Regions from separate parts of the Homo sapiens genome. Here region 1 is linked to region 2. A link is a contact called in ENCODE Hi-C data. All regions are on one chromosome and are shown on one strand. The core of a region is the stretch at or near the end of the contact, and the rest is flanking DNA. Distances in the headings are between cores, read along the strand shown. Region 1 has its middle 20 kb from the start of PRR18. Region 2 has its middle 30 kb from the start of CCR6.

Region 1 (4,690 bases), core at 2,191-4,690, 810 kb after region 2:
CTTCAATGTGATTAAAGAAGAAAGTGATTAGAAGGCTATGGGCTCAAAAAGGGGTGGAAGGAAAAACTGAAGAACCAAGGTAGGCCGGGGATCCAGTCCACAGGAGCTAATGCAGATTCTCTCAGGGCCGTGGATGGATCTGCAGCTCTGCTCTGCACTTAGGCCACTTTCTTCAGGCTGCAGATTTCAAGGGGAGGGCAGCTGTGGTGTGAGTCTTCCCAGGAACTTATGGTGTGTTGGGGGTGGTACTCCAAAGGGAGATGAGGATTCTTGGCCAGAGAAGGGTGGAGTGAATGCTGCCCGCCAGCACAGCTCGACATGCCTGCTGTACCCCCTGTGCGCTGGGTACCCTATGTGCACTCCACCATATGGCCACCATAGTCATCTGTGGACCACGTGTCTGATACATGCCAGGTGCCATTCAGAGAGTTCAGATGCAGCACTAAACAAAATGTGCTCATGGGGCTTACATACTAGGGTGGAGACAGTGAATAATAAATAACAAGGGGAATTGTGTAGTGAATGAGAAGGTGATATGCACCATGGAAAAAGAAGAGTAGAGCAAGCTAGCAGGTGAAGGGCGATGGGGTGGTGGAGGCAGCCTGCAGTGTTAGGCACTTCCGGAAGGCGTTATGGAATAAGTGAATCTGAGCAAAGACTTTAAGAAGGTGAAGGGCTGGCTCATCAGATCCTAGGGACAGTGGTCCAGGCAGCGGGATCAGCTGCATGGCAGGACTGAGCCACAGGGGAGTTTGATTGACTAATGATGAGTGAGCCCAGAGGGGAGCCCTGGATGAGACATCGGGGAGTTGGGGTAGATCATGCAGAGTCTTGTAGGACCCCATGCTTATGGGGTGGGAATTTTCAAGGAGAAAACTGAAGTCCAAGGATTACTTGCCCAAGTCTACATGGCTGTCAAGTGGCAGAGCGAATATTTACACCTAAGGAGTTCCATGCTCTAGAACCCAGCACACTCAAGTTTGGTAAACGGAACTGCACCATGGGGCCATCTCCTACCTCTGTGAAAGCCCCTCCAATAAGGGGAGGAACATAGCCAATGCAGCCACGCATTTGCCGGAGAGCTTGCTATACTTTATCAGTAGTGGCTTAATGGACATTTGAAACATTTGAAAAACGGCAATTAAATACAGAATACATACATATATCTCTATATTTATATATATCTCTATATTTATATATATTTATATATATATCTATATATTTATATATATTTATATATATATCTATATATTTATATATATTTATATATATCTATATATTTATATATCTATATATTGTATATATCTATATATTTATATATATCTATATATTATATATATCTATATATTTATATATATCTATATATTATATATATCCATATATTTATATATATCTATATATTTACATATATCTATATATTTATATATATCTATATATATTTATATATCTATACATTTATATATATCTATATATTTATATATATCTATATATTTATATATCTATATATTTATACATCTATATATTTATATATATCTATATATTTATATATATCTATATATATTTATATATATCTATATATTTATATATATCTATATATATTTATATATATCTATATATTTATATATATCTATATATATTTATATATATCTATATATGTTAATATATATCTATATATTTTTTATATATATATATATGTTTATATATATCTATATATATTTTTATATATCTATATATGTTTATATATATCTTTATATTTATATATCTATATATCTATATATTTATATATCTATATATGTTCATAGATATCTATATATTTTTATATATCTATATATGTATATATTTATATATATCTATATATCTTTATATATCTATATATTTATATATATCTATATATCTATATATATCTATACATTTATATATCTATATATGTATATATCTATATATATCTCTATATATCTATATATGTATATATATCTCTATATATCTCTATATATCTATACATGTATATATATCTATATATATCTGTACATATCTATATATGTATATATCTATGTATATATCTCTGTATTTATATATATCTATATATATCTATATATTTATATATATCTATATGTCCATATATCTATATATTTATATATATCTATATATTTATATATATGTATATATATCTATATATAGATATATATATCTTTATATAGATATATATATCTTTATATTTATATATAGATATATAGATCTATATAGATCTATATATCTTTATATTTATATATAGATATATAGATCTATATAGATCTATATATCTATATAGATATATAGATATATATATCTATATAGATCTATATATCTATATAGATCTATATATCTGTATATCTATATAGATCTATATATATCTATATATCTATAGATCTATATCTATATATCTATAGATCTATATATCTATATTTATATATATCTATATATCTATATTTATATATACATATATTTATATATATCTATATATATTTATATATATCTATATATTTATATCTATCTATCTATATTTGTATATATCTATCTATATTTATATATATCTATCTTTAAATATATATATATGTTTAAAGATATATGTGTATATATATACTTTTTTTGAGACAAAGTCTAACTCTGTTGCCCAGTCTGGAGTGCAGTGGCATAATCTCGGCTCACTGAAACCTCCACTTCCCGGGTTCAAGCAGTTCTGCCTCAGCCTCCTGAGTAGCTGGGATTACAGGTGTGTGCCACCATGCCCTGCTAATTTTTGTATTTTTAGTAGAGACGGGGTTTCACCATGTTGCCCAGGCTGGTCTCAAACTCCTGACCTCAGGTGATCCACCTGCTTCGGCCTCCCAAAGTGCTGGGATTACAGGCTTGAGCCTCCGTGCCTGGCCTGTACTTCTTCTTTGATAAATTGTTTATAGCTATTTTAAAACATTTTCTGCTGAGCATATGAGAGGTGACAATAATGACTAAGTGAGAGGTGACAATAATTACTAATCATTGTAAAGTATTTAGTATCTGCTAGACTTTGCTCCAAATACTGGGCAGATATTGACTCCTTTAACTCGTTTGACCCACTTATGAGGCAGGTGCTATTTTGGAGATGAGAGCATGGAGGGCCGGAAAGGTTCATGGACTTGGCCACCGTCAGAGATCAGGAGGTCAGGGAACCAAGGCTCAAACCTCTAGCCTAACTCTTGCCAACACGTAGTCTCTCTCAGGCCGGCAGGATAGGAGAAGGGAACCTGTTTAGTCATCAGTAAAGAAATTCCCTTCAAAACGGTTTCATCTTCTTCCTGTTAGGTCAGCACTCCGTCCTGGCTGCAGCCTCTGATAGCCAAGCGGATGAGGTCTGCTCTGTCACAGTAGGGTGAACAAATGAAGAGAAACAGGAAGTAACCTCAGTTGTTTTTCCCTATTATGGCCAGGTGGCAAGTAGGTCTTTGTGGAGCCACTGAATGCAAAAGCACAGAAAGGCCATCCCCCCAGCGGCCCCTTCCACCTGACAATGAGGAAGAAGGAATGCCTGCTTCCCAGGGGCCTTGCTCCTGTTGGCAGCAGTTTCTGTCGCTTGGGTGGAAAAGGGTCCCCACATATGTGCAGGACCAACTCTCTAGACTCGTGTGCAGGAATGATCGAAGAATTCGAGCAGCAGAGAGATAATTGTTATAGTTGTCCAATTTTCATCAAAAAGATACAAGAAAAAATAAAATTTATTACATTCTTAAATGTGGTTCAAGATAATGTTGAGTTTAAAATGATCAAAAAAGTATTATAATTTTATAAAGTATCATGATTTTAATGTAACTGAAATAGATGCATAGCTCACTCATCTTTCCAATTTTCAAAAAGAACATGACCAGTCCGGTCGCGGTGGCTCACACCTGTAATCCCAGCACTTTGGGAGGCCGAGGCAGGCAGATCACAAGGTCAGGAGTTCAAGACCAGTCTGGCCAATATGGTGAAACCTCGCCTCTACTAAAAATACAAAAATTAGCCGGGTGTTGTGGAACGTGCCTGTAATCCCAGCTACTCAGGAGGCTGAGGCATGAGAATTGCTTGAACCTGGGAGGTGGAGGTTGCAGTGAGCCGAGATTGTGCCACTGCACTCTAGCCTGGGCGACAGAGCAAGACTCTGTCTCAAAAAAAAAAAAAAAAAAAAAAAAAAAAGAACATGACCCTATCAGTTCCTTTTTTTCCCCCAGCAATATAGCTGCTTAATGAGGAGAATCCATGTTAAACTATGGTGAAGCCGCTCTGGATGAATAACAGAGCAGCCCCTTCTTGAAGCCGTGTGCCCACAAGGAAGCTCAAGTTAAGCGCTGGGTTAAGTTCCGATGGTTGGTAAAAGGAGCAGACAAGTCTCCTCCCTGACTCCTCACTGTATTTCCAAAGGTGGGTGCTCAGACGACACAAACTGTGGAGGGAACCCCAGCATTTCCTGAGCCCCCCAGGGCCTGACTGCCGCTTCCTCTATCCTCATCTGCTTCCCTGGGAGGAAGGTTTGCTTTTCCTTTTCCTTCCTAAAATACAGTGGCTTCCAGACCTTGACTGTCTGACCTCCAGTAAGAAATACACATAATTGTGATCAAGTGTGTATGTATGTGAGTGCATCTGAAGCAAATAATTTAAGGAAACTATACTCACTCTATGTGAAATGCAATTTCTTCTATTC
Region 2 (5,079 bases), core at 574-3,073:
ACCCTCCACCTGCAATGGGAGGAGCTGTGGACCACATCCCAGAGGATGGGAGTGCCAGGAACCTATGCATGGGGGCCATCGGCACCATCAATCCACCTTAGCTGGTATTCCAGACGTGGACAGCAACAGGCCCACAGATTGCTATGCTCATCAGTAGAGAAATGGATCATTTCTTCCAGACCTGGACACCCTATCTTAGAAGTGATGTGAGTTGCGTTCAGAAACGCAACCTGAACGGTCACACATTGGGGACCATGCCTTTCCACAGCCACACATCGGGGGCCACACCCCTCTATAAAGAATTATAGCAAGTGAGTGTGTTTAGTCCCAAAATGAGAAAATTAGGGGGCAACATGAGAGCTACCTTCAAATTTTAAAGAGCTACTGTGTGGAAGAAAACAGTCTTGTTCTCAGTTCCCCTAATATTTTCTGAGGGCTCATTATATACTGTACCAGGAACTATGCTAGGTGCAGAGACAAAAGTAGAATAAGGGAAGTTTCCGTAGATACCAGCTCATCCAAAGAAGGACTTTCTAACACATGAATAAGTCACTACTATCCAATAATTCACTTGCCACAGGAGAGCTCTGAAACTGAAACTACTCAAGCAGCTGCATTGTCAAGGGAATTTCTTGCCCAGTTGTTGGTCACTGATCTACCTTCTAAGGGGTCTTCCAAATCTCAATGCTATAAGCTGGCCTTACGTGTGCCTGTTTGGCTTGTGGGGATATAATGTATCATACTTTACATGTACAGACACATCTAATATCTAATAGAGATATATCTAATCAGATATAACAACCTCAAGCAAACCCCAAGTTGCTAGGTGCTTAGTAAATTATTTTGTTACACTGAAGGCTGAAAAAGCACAGAATGATTAAATGACTCAAGATCACGTGAGACAATGGGATAAACTGGAACTGAAACAGACTGTGGGGTGCTGGTCTACGCAGTTCACAAAGCCCCCATTGCTGACTAACCACAAGCCCAGAGGGAAGGCACATAGACTACTGTGCCCCTGCTACTGGTTAGGTTTTTCTTTTACACAGAGAAATAATTTGACTTTATCTAGGCTGCTACAAAGCCAATTGTTAACAGAACTAGGATTAGAATTCAGAAGTACTAGGTGTCAGGTTTCTGTACAAAGAGCAATAGTATTCCACTGAAGCACTTCTGTTTCCCTACAAATACAACCTATCTGTGACTGTGAAACCTCAAGGAATTTGTATTGAGAACCGCTGGCGCGAAGCGGGTGATAACGATAAGAACAGGCATTGTGCACAGCTAGAGGAGCCGTCTGTGGAATGCCGATGGTCGTCTCTTGGTAGAAATAGTAAGAAACCTTAGAACTGATCTTCTTCATTCTGGAAGGCATGGAAACAGAGAACAAGCTGGCCACTGCAGAAAGTTGTAAGACCTTTCGAGGCTGGCTCGACTGCAGCTGCGTTTTGCTTGGCTGTGAGTTTGCAGAACTTTGAGGCTTTCGGGGGAAGGTAGCTAAATCTGTATCAGGGCCAAGGGCACCCCTGGGAAAATTAAGAAACACCTTCTCTTTTGAGGTTTAACTCGACTAAAACCTCTCTGATGATTAGGATGGCCTCAACGGAAGCCCACTGGCCAAAAGAACATCGATAGTTCCCAGGGGAAATAAGTCGTGAGGGAAGGAAGGGTCAACAGGAAACCAGGACTCAGGATCCTGGGCAGAGTCGGCTGGTTTCAGCACCGTCTGAGGCTCATCAGGAAGCTCCTCTCTCACCGACCGTGGCTCTCAGCACTCAGGGAGCGCCACTGAGCATGCGTGAGAACAGCCGCCCTCAGCTCGCGGGGGTGTCAGCTTCCTTTGAAAACCCCCTCGGGTCTGTGTGCACAAGGCTCTGAACTAACCCTAGTGGGTCACCACGCAGGGCCCCTTCTCAGCGCCTGCTCTCCGCTCCACGTGAGGGAAGCAAGGGCAGCGGAGAACGCGTCCCACGCAGTCAAGCCAGGGATGGGCCTCGGGCTTCCTTTCTCTGTCCACGATGCCTCTGGAAGCAGGATACGGCCCTCGAGGCGGGCTCCTGGGATTCCTGGGAACACGGGAGGGTGAGCTATGAGCAGGCCGGGGCAGGGCAATCATGGAGACTGGACTTTTGCTCATATGGGCAGAAGAGTGATCAGGAAATTATTCTGAATGTGAAAAGACATGGCCAGCGTGTGACCGGCAGATGTGTATCCTCCAGTGCTCTGGGAGAACGCAGCCCCGGCTGGTAGCCCGGGCCCGTTTCTGTGAGGTCAACACTCACACCACGGCCAATGTCAGGCAAACAACCCGGTGTCACCGAAGCAGGGTTGGTAAGAGAAGCACAGCCTGCCCCAGCTGATCGCAGCGCAGCCCAGGAGGCGAGGCCACCGCCCAGAGGATTCTGGAAACAGCTCGCCGGGGCGAAGACGCAGGCACAGACAGTGCCTTCCGTAGGGTTCCAAGTATGCAAAACCCTAGGGGAAGCCTCTTCTATTTAGTCACAGAAAACAGGTGAGCAGTTGCCTGGAGCAGGGAGAGACGGGGAGGGATTGACAGGAAGGGAGCTCAGGGAAGCTGGTGGGAGTAGAAAGTTCTAGATCTTGATTGGGGTTGCAGTTACACTGGAACACAGTCGTTGTCAAAACTCACTGAAGTGGACCCTGAGAATGGATGCATTTTGCTGTATGTAAGTTATCCCAATAAAGCTGATATTTAAAAATATGTAACACCCCTCCAAGCCAATGCTGATATTGTAAGGATGATTTTCAGTACTGGGCACCGAGCTTCAGTACTGGGCACCGAGCTTCAGTACTGGGCACCGAGCTTCAGTACTGGGCACCAGGGTAGGAGTGAGGTTCCCTGATTTTCAGTCTTTACGGAGCTTTTACCCAGAGAGCTGCAGAGGCAGCACTGGCCAGAATTACTTTGGAACGCACCGTCTGTTTCTTCCTTGTTGCTTTTCACTGGTTAGTAAGAAGATTCACGAAGCTCCTCTGCCTGGCCACCTCCCCCCAACATCAACACACACTGGCACAGGTTCTGGAGGGCATCATTCAGACCCATGCTGTAAACACCCTTTACAGGCTGAGCCCTGAGTCCGTTTCCTCAGCAAAGTACCACAAACAATGTGGTTTAAAACAACGGAAACCTACTTCCTCACTCTTCGGGGGCCAGAGGTCCGAAATCGAGGTGCTGTCAGGGGTGGCTCCATTTGGAGGCTGTGCAGGGAACCGTCCCCAGCCTCGCTTCCCATTTCCGGTGGGGTCTGCAGTTCCTGGTGCCCCTTGACTTGTGAATGCATCACTCCAATCTATGCCTCCGTCTTCACAAACCCTCCGTCTCTGCGTTCTCTCCTGTTTTCATAAGGCCTGCCCTGAATGCAAGATAATTTCACTTTGAGTCCCATAACTAATTGCAACTGCAAAGGCTCTATTTCCAAATAATATAAAATAATATTCCAAATAATATTCTGCGTGAACATGAATTTTGGGAAGACACTATCCAGTTAATAATCATATTAACCGACTCCACTCCTACACGCTGTCTTCAGCCTAGAGCCTCCTGTGGAACTCCAGACGCCGACCCCCACTCAGAGTATTCAGAAGAGTCTCAGATCTGAAGCCAAACTCAATTTCACTCCCCAGACCTGTTCCTCCGACATGTGCTATCATCAAAGCAACAGTCAGTCCTTCCAACTGCTCAGGCCCCAAACCTTGCAGTCGTGCTTGGATTCTTTCTCCACATCAAATACGTCAGCAAAATCAGCAAATGTTCCTGGCCATCTCCAGGATGTATTAATAGTGTATATCCCACATTCATAGCCAGTCATTCCCACTCCTTCCTGCCCCAAACTTTTGCCCTCCAGAGAAGGCAAAGCTTTAGCATGATTCAAATCATGTCTGGATTCTGTTCTGAGCTCCCCAGGGCACCCCACATGCGCCAGGATAATGCCCTGTGTCCTCCCATGACTTAGAGGCCCCGTGGAGCCCTCGCCCTTGCCCTGCTCTCCTCCCGCTGCCCTGTGTCCTTCCCAGCTCTGTTGTTTATGCCAGTTGCCCCGGCAATCACACTGTGTCTGGGATCTGTCCAGCCGGTCCCTGCTCTAGGGCCCTGGTCCTTGCTGCTTCTCTCCCAGGTTGCTCTCCAGACAACCACACTGTCGGCCCCTTGGGTGTCTCAGTTCAAGCTTCCCTGACTACCCAGCTTAAAAGAGCTTCCCGATCCCAACTCCCTTCCTGGCTCTGATGCTGCTTCCTTTTCTCCTGGGCACTGGTCCCCTCCTGGCACGTTGTCGCTTGGATGTAAGGCCCCATAGAGAAGGCGCTTAGCCTGCATTCCTGCCTACCCAGGGTCTAGCGCAGACAGCAGGCGCTCAAGAAAGAGTTGCTGAGTGAGCGTGTGAATGAAGACTTGATGACTGACATACAAAATTAAAGAATCTGGGGTTTTTTAAAAGCTTATCTCATTTTTTGCAACAATCTTTAGACCTGATCTTCGATCAGCCTTTAGCTGATGTATAGATAGGGTGAGGTTGCCACAATCTGGGGTAGATCAGCTTTGTGACTTGTCATCTAAAAAGGGGAAGAGGTTTAACTTGAAAGAGAAAAAAAAAACAGTAGACGACCTTTATGTGGAACAGTTACGCGAAGCCTCATCGGTGGCCAGGCAACTTCCTTTCCAACTTCTTCTTACTCGGGACCCTCTGCCCATGTTTACATCTTGCCAAAGACCATGGAAACTGGTAAACATCTTGCCAAATAAAGCTGTTTAGACTGACTGAACATGCAAAGACGCCCTCTGTCCCTTGGACAACTACAGGTCAGGGAAATGAATGGAAGTCACATGAGACTCTACTCTTTCAAATTCCCTTTTAAAGTGGAAATTCCCTCGCTTGGTTATAGTATTAAAGGGAACAAGCCTAAGAAGTGGAATTACAGGAAAAATGGGCACGTGAGGATATGAGAGTATAGATGGTGTACGCTCATAGATGGTACAGAGTAGATGGGCATCATTTGGATAGAGAAACACAAAACACTCTTTGCTGAACTTGAAGATGATATTGCTGGTTAAGAGCACAG

The links. A loop is a pair of places that touch in the nucleus more often than their neighbours do. Pooled maps may share reads with other maps.
Region 1: a pooled map shows a loop between it and region 2 (5-fold over the local background). The contact joins two enhancer-like sites. A Hi-C loop is called at or near these places in 2 of 37 single-sample maps with no recorded cell type and 2 of 50 pooled maps.

The regions. Positions count from the first base shown.
Region 1 is chr6:166,285,666-166,290,355 of GRCh38, reverse strand. No RefSeq gene overlaps it. Among named protein-coding and RNA genes, the nearest start is that of PRR18, 20 kb to the left of the region's middle. RefSeq lists an enhancer at 3,137-3,306. Within about 2 kb of position 3,440, at least 5 of the 41 ENCODE cell types and tissues checked have a DNase peak (open chromatin) inside an H3K27ac peak, as active enhancers do.
Region 2 is chr6:167,090,920-167,095,998 of GRCh38, reverse strand. No RefSeq gene overlaps it. Among named protein-coding and RNA genes, the nearest start is that of CCR6, 30 kb to the left of the region's middle. RefSeq lists enhancers at 454-533, 734-793, 2,124-2,493, 2,604-2,673, 3,559-3,618. Within about 2 kb of position 1,823, at least 8 of the 41 ENCODE cell types and tissues checked have a DNase peak (open chromatin) inside an H3K27ac peak, as active enhancers do.